Regions from separate parts of the Homo sapiens genome. Here region 1 is linked to region 2. Evidence: chromatin loops called from intact Hi-C (ENCODE). Cell type or tissue: PC-9. All regions are shown on one strand. Each heading gives the region's core, and the rest is flanking DNA. Links, peaks and the distances in the headings are about the cores only.

Region 1 (5,382 bases), core at 303-5,302, 260 kb before region 2:
ACAGCAGTTAGTCGTCCTCTGTCTAGGCCTATAAACTCCTCAATTGTCAAAACTGTTTCTCACTCAATATTGTACCTCCAAAACCTAGACAGTTCATAGTTGGTATTTAAGAAATGTTTTTTGAGTAAGTGAAGAATAGTGCAGCTGACAGTAAGCCTCAACAGTTGTCTGAAGAAACATGGCACTGAATATAAAGCTTTGTATATAACTGCATGAAAAATATATTTGTATCACAAAAACTATAACAATATATCTAGCCTCAAATGCATGTCAGCTTCCATTTCCAAACTTGCTTAATTTACAACTTAGTAGGCTTAACATCATTAAATAAGTTCAGGATGAGCAAGTAAATTTCCTCTTCACATAAACATATACTAACTGATTGACCGAGAGACTATTTTGAGTAAGATTCAAGTTCCGTTTTAAGGATTCTTCCCTTGATAGTAAATGTTAGCTTTTAAAATGTATGAGTCTTACCAAGTTGAATAAAACTTAGTTTCAGCCAGGTGCAGTGGCTCACACCTGTAATCCCAGTACATTGGGAGGCCGACGTGGGTGGATCCCTTGAGACCAGGAGTTCAAGACCAGCCTGGGCAACATGATGAGACCCCCATCTCTACAGAAAATTTTAAAAATTAGCCAGGCATGGTGTTGTGTGCCTGTGGTCCTAGATACTTGAGAGGTTGAGGAGGAAGAATCACTTGAGCCCACGAGTTCAAGGCTGCTGTGAGCCACGTTCGTGTCCCTGAATTCCAGCCTGGGTGACAGAGCAAGACCCTGTTTCAAAAACAAACAAACAAACAAAAAACAAAAACAACTTAGTTTCTAACCTCAGTAATAAACCAAGATTTATTTATAAAAGTAGGAGAATAATACCTGTCTCCCAGAAGGATATTGAGAGATACTGATTAAATTGAATAAGAAAAACATGTCTGAAAACAATTTGAATTGTAAAACAGCATACTAATATAACGTACTTTCTGACTCTCCAGTGAGTGTTGGCTATGATGATGTTAATGTTTTGCACTTAAAATATCCCCAGTTCTCTCTTTCCACTGTATTGTTATGATATTCTAGAGTAGCGCTTCTCAAATTTCAATGTACATACAAATCAACGGAGATTCTTGTTAAAATGTAAATTCTTATTCAGTAAGGCTGGGTTAAGACCCAAGATTCTACATATCTATGAAGCTCCTGAAGGCTGCTAGTCCGGCTTGTTTGAGGACCCCACTTTGAGGAGCAGAAGCCTTAATCAGAGGTTCCCAACGTTAGGTTCATCCAAAGAGTTTTCTAAAAGGTGTACCTAATCAGAACTTCCAAGGAAGAGGGTCCAGTTGGCTGTATGTCTAATCACTCTTCTTCTCCACGTGATTCTTAGGTGACCAGAACAATACCAGTAAATGGATAGTTACGGGGTTCAGGATATGCTACCCCCAAAAATGGCACCTTGGCATTTGAAATAATAGCAGAAGCAGGAAGGTTTCTCTTGGCTTTCTTTCACCGTTCTCCCCTGAAGCAGGCCATAAAAGAATTATCTGACCTTCCTCTAAAGTAGGCCATAAAACCTTCATTCCAGAGGTGTCCTTTCTATACCTGAGGAAAGGAATGTCCCTATCTCTGAAGGCAAAGGAACACAAAAAAGAATCTGAACAAACATGCCTTGCTAAGTTCCCTCTAGTTTATTACCATTAGACTGTCAACCTTAAATAATATGACTCAGAAAATATAATCAACTGTGCTTATTCGAGTTTATTTGAGTGCAAAGCTTGAGGATGGACACCCAGAAACACTGACTATAAAAGAATGGGTCAGCGTTCCAAAGTGGGAAAGTTAAGGTTTCACTTATATAGGCAGTTAACAGAGTTGCAACATTTTCCATACAAGGTCAATATATATGGTATAGCAGTTTGGTTGGTTATAGTTTGCTACATTCCAAGGTAGGTTGCTTTAGCATTCTGTGAGGAGGGGTGATGATCTGAAGGGGGTCTTATCTCTGGTGCCACAAGGCCTTTCCTAATGATTTGCAGGAAAAAGTAGAAGTTGCAGCTGCATGCTACATGACTCATGCCACATAGTCACATTCCTCTCAAAGCTCAAAATAATTTAAAGTTCCAACAGCTTTAAGTCTGAATGATTTAATTTTACAAGATCGTACCCTTTTGTCCCCCAATAATACTTATGCACAACTATCTATAAAAAGTTTGCCCTGTTTCTTTGAGTATTCATTTCTGAAGACTCCCATGTCGTGTAAAATTTATATTAAACAGATTTGTATGGTTTTCTCTCATTAATCTGTCTTGTATTATAGATGCCACAGCCATGACCCTTACAATGGGTGAGAATTTTTTTCTACCCTACAATGAATATTTGAATGTTCTACAATCTAGGTACTCAAACTGTGGCCCAAGTGCTGGTAGCATTAGCATCAACTGGAAGCTTGTTAGAAATGTAGAATCTCAGATCTCACCCCAGAATGGACTATGGACTCAGAATCTGCATTTTAATAAGATTCACAATTCACAGGTAACGTGTGTAATGTGTATGTTAATTCTAAGAAGCACTATTTTTAATTACATCTTATGTTCAAAATTCATTATTTCTCTCACTGTTTCAGAATCACCAAGAACCATAAACCGAGGATACTGCGCGCGCGCGCGTGTTTGTGTGTGTGTGTGTGTGTGTGTGTGTGTGTGTGTGTGTATGTAAGGGTAGTTATTTTAACAGATGTCACCCGAGCCTTTGGAGCAGCTTTACTTAGGATTACATTGATTGAGTGCTTTAGGTGTAGAGAATGAAACTCTGAGGACATGATCTGAAAGGAGATAGTGAAACAAGGAAATAGTTCAAATTCTTTGTATGTAACATGAACTGGAATTGAAAGCTGAAATAGGAGAAGAGATGAAGGTCAGAGTCCTTTCTTTAATATATGAATACATAATAATCATATTTTAAATGATTGCTTTTTAGTATAGAGATTTATACTTCCTCTTCCCTTGTCATTCCAAATGTTCATTCACTAAATTGTACTCTCATGTGAAAATGCTTGGGATATTTGAGGAAATTGAGTTAATCAAGTTTCGGGAATTCAAGTCAGTTTCAGGTCAATTACAAAGAGGTGGGTGGGGGTGATCTTAGCTGATGTCTGATGAACACCAGCTAGTTAATTCTATATAATCATACATAAAACAAACAGACTTTTATTCATAGTAGTTTGTAATGTATTCATATCCAGATTGCCCTGATCACAAATAAATTGGTCAAAGTGCTAGAAATATTACATAAGAAATAATTTAAAATGTTCCGTATGTACTGAAATATGTTGAGAAAATTTCTACCAAAGCCCAAGTTGTGTCCTAGTAGTAAAGTAGAAATACTGTTGTTGAAACATTGAGTGTATCATGGCTTGGAGCCCTGAGAAAGTTGCAATTTCCAAAATTGCTTGATTCGCTGAGTTAATTTAGTTATTAGAATAACCTGAGTCATTGCTAGAACTTTAACTAGAATAATGCATCTCGATTGAGGTTTTTTCCTCCTCCTTTACCTTCCACTTTCAGGAAAAAGAAAGAAAGTTATGACTAGCAAAGTTATTTTCCAAAGAGTTATTCCTAAAAACATATTTCAGATGACATTAACACCTAGTATGGAGTATTTTCCAAATAGTAAACAATGAAAATATCCCTGTTATTAGGAGAAAAATAGTACTTTATTTTAAGACGTACAGCATTTATCTTTACCAGTTAAGGTAAAGTATGCGATAACACATAAACCCCAAATCTCAGTGGCTTAAGAAAATAGAAGTGTATTTCCTTTTCATGTAAGGTCCAAAAGAGGTATTCCTGATAGATGGGTAACATTCCTCCAAGCGATAATTTTGGTACCCAGGCTTCTTGCATCTTGTGGCTTTGCATTTTTTAACATAGGACTTACAAGGTCACGGTGACACAGGATTTTTCACAGCCCCTTTGCCAGACTTGCAGCAGGGGGCACACCCTCTACACGGCCCACCGGGCCACATCTGGCTTGCATTCCGGCCTGTAACTCCTGCAGCTGCACAACTGCATCCTCAGCCCCTAGGGGGAGGGAACACATGAGTGAGTGAGTGTGGGGTCCAGCTGGCCACTCCAAGTGCCGACACAGAAGCAAGTTCCATGCAGGGCCTGCCGCCAGACCAGGCATGTTGCCCCAAGGGGAATGTGGTGGTACCCAGGCAGGGGTGCCTGTGACCCCAAAGCCCCAGAGTGGCTGTTACAGTGTGCTAATTAGCTCTTTTTGTTCTGCTGTTCACAGCCAGATGGACTGCAGTATGTTAGCAGCTAGTCAGCCTATTGTCCCCCTCTGGCCCACAGCTCCAGGACCAGCATGGCTCTGGGACTGGTTTGGCCCTGCCACTGCTTCTGTTTTGTGCGGCGCTGCCCCCCCACTGGTGAGGGCAGAGGGCCAGTGCCACAGCCTTTCTGGGTACCCACATTCAGTGGGTCTAGAGCTCTTGTCCCGCATCCAAGAAGAATGAGGTCATGCTGACTGTTGAAGGGTGATGAGGGCAGAGAATTTTATTGAGTGACGAAACAGCTCTCAGTGGAGAGGGGATGGGAAGATTGAGTTGTCTCTTCCCTGAAGTCAGGTCGTCTCTCCCCCAAAATCAGGTCATCTCTCCCCTGAAGTCAGTTGGCCTCTACCCCAAAGTCAGGTCACCTTTCCCCCAAAGTGAGATCATCTCTTCCTCAAAGTCAGGTCATCTCTTACCCCAGTGTGGCTGAGTCTGGATTTTTTATAGGCACAGGATAGGGGAGGGGCAGGCCGTAGGTAGCATTGGAAAAGGCAACATTCAGTTGGTGTGTGAGTATGCAAAAACAGTTAAAACAAAGGCACCAATCAAAGGTGGGCACAGTGTAAAAACAATAAGGGAAGAGTAGGTATATGTAAAATCGGTGAAAGGTGGGGATAAATCAAAGGAAAGCACACCAAATGGGACGACAGGTTCTCAATCTGGTCTGTGGATTTGACTTGTAACTTGGCCTTCAGGCTTTAAACAAGCCAAAGACAGGCTTGAAGGTGGGGTTTCACTAGGGACCTGCCCCTGTCTGCCTAGGCATTTGTCTGCCTCCTGCTGCTATCAGCAGCCAATAAGAAAGAACATGGAGGATGGTGCCTGGAGGTTTTTAATGGGCTAGACCTGAAAGTCACTCATTTTACTTCTGTCGGCATTCCATTGACCAGGATGCAGTCACATGACCACACTTAACTGCAAGGACAGCTGGGAAATGTAGCCTGGCTGGGTGCCCAGGAGGCAGAGGAGAGGGGTTTTTTTCAACAACTAGCTAGTCTATGCCAAGAAGATCTGTTCTTCTGTGCCTCCTTTATCAATTTTTGAAGCCCTAGTCA
Region 2 (5,382 bases), core at 196-5,195:
TCTGTGTTTATGCAAACACAAGAATTAATTTTATTTGCCTAATTCAAACATTACCTTTAAATTTATTCAAAATTCCCATTTTCCATGAATTAACCAGACATCCTTTGTTGGTACATTTTCACTAATTAACCAGTTAAATATATTTTGCCTTATATCACTTTAAAAGAGCATATGGAACAAAATCAGACAGCTTAGGTAGTTATGTCTCTTGAGCTCACTATTTTAAGGAGTGAAGTTCACCCTGCCACTTGCCTACCTGTCTCAGTACTCATACGCTTGCATCGATGTCCTGCTAATGTACATTAAATCAGATATCCATACCTGCTTTGAAGTGTGCCCTAGTCAACAAACAGGTCACTTGGTTATCATTATCTTCCATCCAGGATCAAGATAAAATAAGTGCCAGAGAAAGATGTCTTACAGAGATTCTCTCAATGTATTAGTTACACATAAACAAATTAGTTACTGGAGCACACATTCCTATCTTTTAGAAAGAGAAGACCTGTTAATAGTTGAGAGCGAAGAAAATCAATTCTTGTTGAACCAATAAATGTCCCTTCTGGATAGTTTACGTTGCCATTAAAGCATAAAGTTGCCATTTTAATCTGTCAGCTGCTTATTTCTTGCATGAGCTATTCTGGCTTTCTAAATCATATCTTTTGGCCAGGCACAGGGGCTTATGCCTGTAATCCCAGCACTTTGGGAGGCCAAGGCGGGCGGATCACTTGAGGTCAGGAGTTTGAGACCAGCCTGGCCAACATGGTGAAACCCTGTCTCTACCCAGAATATAAAAAATTAGCTGGGTGTGGTGACACACGCCTGTAATCCCAGCTACTGGGGAGGCTGAGGCAGGAGAATCACTTGAACCCGGGAGGCGGAGGTTGCAGTGAACCGAGATTGTGCCACTGCACTCCAGCCTGGCGACAGAGTGAGACTCCGTCTCAACAAAATAAATAAAAATAAATCATATTTTTGGTCATTTGCCAAGTGCTTGGCTGTTGGGTACACACGGAATAAATTATCCAGTAAAAAACATCTCAGATCTTTCCAGCTATTTTTGATCAGGTACACCTGTAAATCTTAAAAAGCCTGTAAAGAAATACCTAAATAATACATTGGATATAAGACATAGGACAATAGTAACTGAAGGAAATTGCAATCGTTAGGGGGGAAAATCCTTAAAGGCTTAAAATTCTACTAGGTGGTAACCACTGTTTATACACACATGCATTTCCCTCTTCATATTTGGGAAACTGATGGTCGTGTTTCCTTTTTAGGGTGGAAGAAAAAATTCTCCATTAAGAGAAGGGAAGGAAAATATAGGAAAAAGAACCATTCTTTGAAGGCACCTGTTGTCCAAATCATAAGGAAGAGCTTGTAGTTCTGAGTTGCACAAAGGTGCTTTAGTTGTTTTTCTGTAGGATACTAGAGGAGGTCAAATGTTATGTGATAGCTGTGTCCTCAGACCCAGTGTAGGAGATGGGTAAAAAATGTTGATTGGATAAATGTGTTACTTTGCTAGTTCATACCTCTCTGAACCTGTCTTGAAGCCGCTGTGGGGAAAATGTCTCCATCTTTTCTTTGTTCTGTCGCCATTCAATCTATTCATCTACTGCTTGAGAATGTTTTTGCAATAACAAATCTTTGAGGTTTGGAAACCAGCTGTGATTAGTTTAAGAACTCTTGGTCCCACCCAATTTCAGCCTGTGCTGGGGTGTCTATTTCCTTTGTAAATTAAGGCTGCCTCCCGCTCTGGGAGCTGACTGGTTGTGCCCTGTGTTTCACTGGAGCCCCTGTCTGTTCTTTGGCTCACCTTCCCCCGCCCTTCCTTATTTGTAAAGCCCTGAAGGAGGCAAGTTTCCTTTGAATGTCATTAACACTTTGTAATTAGCTAGGAAGCCAAGGAGAATACCAAATGTCCCTTTCCCACCATGGGGCAAACTGTTTTGTTTTCTCTTCTGAACCCCAAGCAGGAACTGGCTAAGATATGATGGCCCCTCTACACGAAGAGTGACTGATTTCATTGGGAAGTGAAATTTGCATGACACCATCAGAAGCTCTTGACCCGTCAGACTCAGAACTCAGCAAGCTTTTCTTTCCCATTAATCCATGGTTAATGCCTTTGTGCTGCATAGTTTATTCAGTCCACAGCTCCCTCCTCAAACATAAACCACTAAAGGACCATGGATTCACAGGAATGACAATAAGACTACTGAGAGGCAGAGAGCGGAAAGCCCCGGGGCTTTGGTGTCAGGCAGACCCAGGTTCAGGAGGAAGCAGGGATAACATATACTTTTTTTTTTAAGTCAGGTTGTGAGGTATAATTTACATATAGTAAATTTCCCCCTAAGGCGTGGCATTTGGAATTGCACTTCTTTATAATCCATGGAGGAAATTGCACTGAGTTCAGAGCCAGGAAACATGGATCTTGCTCCCATCCCCCCAGCCATTGTCAATGAATAGTTCTGAACTCTGCATCATCTGTAAAATATGTGAGTTGAACTAGGTGACAGTGAGGTCCCCTCTGCATTATAAGAAGTCTGTTGTTTTATATTTTAAATGAATGAAACAAACAAAATAACTTGTCTTCCCAAAAGATATTCAAGAATCTCATGATTGAAGTTCACTGTTGAAATAACTTAAGTTTCTTGTACAGTTCAGACTTTTATTTTTACAGTTGCTGCTGGAAGAATTTCTAAGCATGTTGGGATAAACAGTTCCCACCCGCTGATCCTAAACTAACCAGTGTCCCTTGCTCCCCACCCCGGGTCACCCTAGTCCTCCAGTCGGCTGAGGCAGTGGGAACAGGAAATCAAGTCTCTCAGAAAGTTCAGGCTGCCTTGAATGGCTGCCAGATCACCCTGGAGGAGAAGCTCCGGAGGCAGGCGGGGAAGCCTCCCCTCCTCTGGTTACAGAAACTCTCTCCTTACACTCCTCTCTTAAATCTACCTAAACTTAAATGCAAAAACATTTCTGCAGAGAAGAAAGTGCCCAACATTCTCTGGTTATGGATTGGGGGCCCTGTTTTATCAGTTTTTGAGCAAGGTATTTTGGCTTGATTGAACTTTCAGATTGCTCTAGCCTTGTCTCTCCTCCCCCAAACCAAACAAATGAGTGCTTGGAATGAGTGAAGCACATACATTCCTGGATCCAGATTGATATCTGGAACTGGAATGTGACATTTACCAGTGTAATGTGCTGAGATTTAAGTTTGTGGAGAGTATTCTTCCCAGGTAAACCTCTGTGGCCTCACTCCTGCAGTTGGGGGAGAAGAATGTGGCAGCCACTTTCTGGCCTTTCTCCTGCAGGTGAGCACAAAAGCTTAAGACATACACACCTGCAGGGGATGTAGGGGAGTGTTCAGTGGAAGGATGACCTCATTCCCTAATACCTGACCATTCATGGCAGCCTCCGTTTCTTTGAAGTCCTGTTGGAAGTTGATTTCCATGGGGCTTTTATAAGTGTGACTGAGAAAACCATGCCAAAGTCTACACTCAGTCCAATTTGCAGGAGCTGTTTGGAATCCGGGCTGCATTGTTAGGATGATGCCTGTTGGCTCTTCAGCCTGTTCTATTATGTCTAAATCACATGTGTTGGCTTCTAACATACTAATAATTTTTGCTTTTATTGTGTTTGCCACATGTCTCCTCTCATTAGAATGTGAGGGATGCATGTCTCTTTTCTTTATTATTGTATCCCCAGTGCCTAGCACCGTGCCTGGGACCTAGTAAGGGCTTAATTGATATTTGCTGAATGACTTAATGAACAAATGAATGAATGACCCCCAATAGAATCCTCTCGAAGAGATGTTCATTTTTGAACCAAATCCTTGAATAAATTCATATAAATATTTAGTGAGTCTATGATGTGAGTTAAACAAAAAGTACAGAATAAAGAAATAGGATAAGAATGTGTCAACTGACTAATCTCTCCAGGGAAGTAATAACTGAGCACCAAAAAATAAGCTACATGAAACACCACTACTCAGGAATAAAAATAAATGAAATATTGACACTTAAGACAACATGATGACTCTTAAAATTATTATGCTGCATGAAAGAGGCTAGACTCAAAAGATCTGCTGGGTGATTTCATTTATATAAAATTGAGTCTATAAAATATAATCTATAGTCACAGAAAGTAGATCAGTAGTTGCCCGGGTACTGGGAGCGGAGAGGGAGGGATTACCAAGAGGCATGAGGAAGTTTTAGGGATGATAGATAAGTTGATCATCCTGATTGTGGCGACAGTTTTACAGATGTGTGTATACATCAAAACTCACCATATTGCACATTTTAAACAGGTGCAGTTTATTGTTTGTCAGTGATGCCTCAATAAAGCTGAAGACTGCAAAAACAGTACATTTTAATGCATCAATCAAGAACTACCCTTTGAGTGCCCAACAGGCAGTCAAACTATTTTGATTCTCGCTTTCCTTTTCTGTACCTCATCAGTATCTCAGCAGAATTAATTAAGTAGGCACTCAATGAACTGGTGTTATGAAGTGCATTTATGCTTGTTGTGATACATCTTAAGTTTTTATTTCAGAAGCAAAAGTACCATCACCATGATCCATAGACCTTTTGCGTTATAACCAACTTCTCTATCTCTATTTTCCCTAGGATAATTGCTTTGCATTGTTTTATTATTTATTCTACAAGCATTTATTGTACTTTATGTTTATGAATTATTTTTCAATTTCCTCTGATCTCTTTCAAATTCTGATACTGTCTTGCAAGATGCTAAGTACTCAACTCCCACCCTTCCAACTCCTATCCTCTTCTCTTAATAAGCTTAATATCTAGCAAGCAGGTTTTCTCTCCCAACATATAAGTCACTGGTAAAATGATGAAGAACACCAGACCCATGAAGGAAGATGAGGGGGAATTTCCAAGGCTGTTTACTAAGAAAGCAAACCTCTGTCATTGAGATCCTGTAGGTTTGCCCCAAGTAGGGGTTACAATCTAAAAAGAGTGTCAGTTTCCACTGGCTTTCCTCTTGTTTTCCACCTAACTAATGAACTCGCTTCAGCTCAGGGTGAAGGGATATACCAGAAGCAGGACGAAGTGCTTAAAGTGAGAAGATACATGAAATGTTAATCTTCGCTTGACATAAACCCATCTCATTTTTCTACTTGGCATTCTGTGTAGGCTTCACCTTTTCTCCAGATGGTGCAGTCAATTGTGTTTGGGCCATTCTCACATGCATTGTGGTTTCCTAGTTCACACTCGTGGTTGTTTCATGACCTGATATGCCAGTGAACTATCTTCCTTTTAAGATATAGTTGGGCCACATTTTCATTGCCCCTACATCCTTACTTTTTAAATATTGTATGTGAAATCATCTCCCTCTAGTGAGCCTAGCGAAGCCATGACTATTTAA

What was found. Peaks named below come from ENCODE experiments on the same cell type or tissue, not always from the same donor. Only the 100,000 strongest peaks of a DNase experiment are listed, where the experiment ranks them.
Region 1: a loop joins it to region 2, with 19 times the contacts of the local background. A loop is called at or near these places in 2 of 110 quality-filtered maps.

Annotation. Positions count from the first base shown.
Region 1 is chrX:13,284,570-13,289,951 of GRCh38, reverse strand. All of the region lies in intron 1 of LINC02154 (long intergenic non-protein coding RNA 2154), which reads left to right. Among named protein-coding and RNA genes, the nearest start is that of LINC02154, 16 kb to the left of the region's middle. In PC-9, for the core only: no CTCF peak of the experiment used is centred there; a DNase peak (open chromatin) is centred at 2,861; H3K27ac peaks cover 2,275 bases.
Region 2 is chrX:13,026,977-13,032,358 of GRCh38, reverse strand. No RefSeq gene overlaps it. Among named protein-coding and RNA genes, the nearest start is that of FAM9C, 15 kb to the left of the region's middle. RefSeq lists an enhancer at 2,050-2,269. In PC-9, for the core only: no CTCF peak of the experiment used is centred there; DNase peaks (open chromatin) are centred at 2,428, 2,848 and 3,228; H3K4me3 peaks cover 2,243 bases; H3K27ac peaks cover 5,000 bases.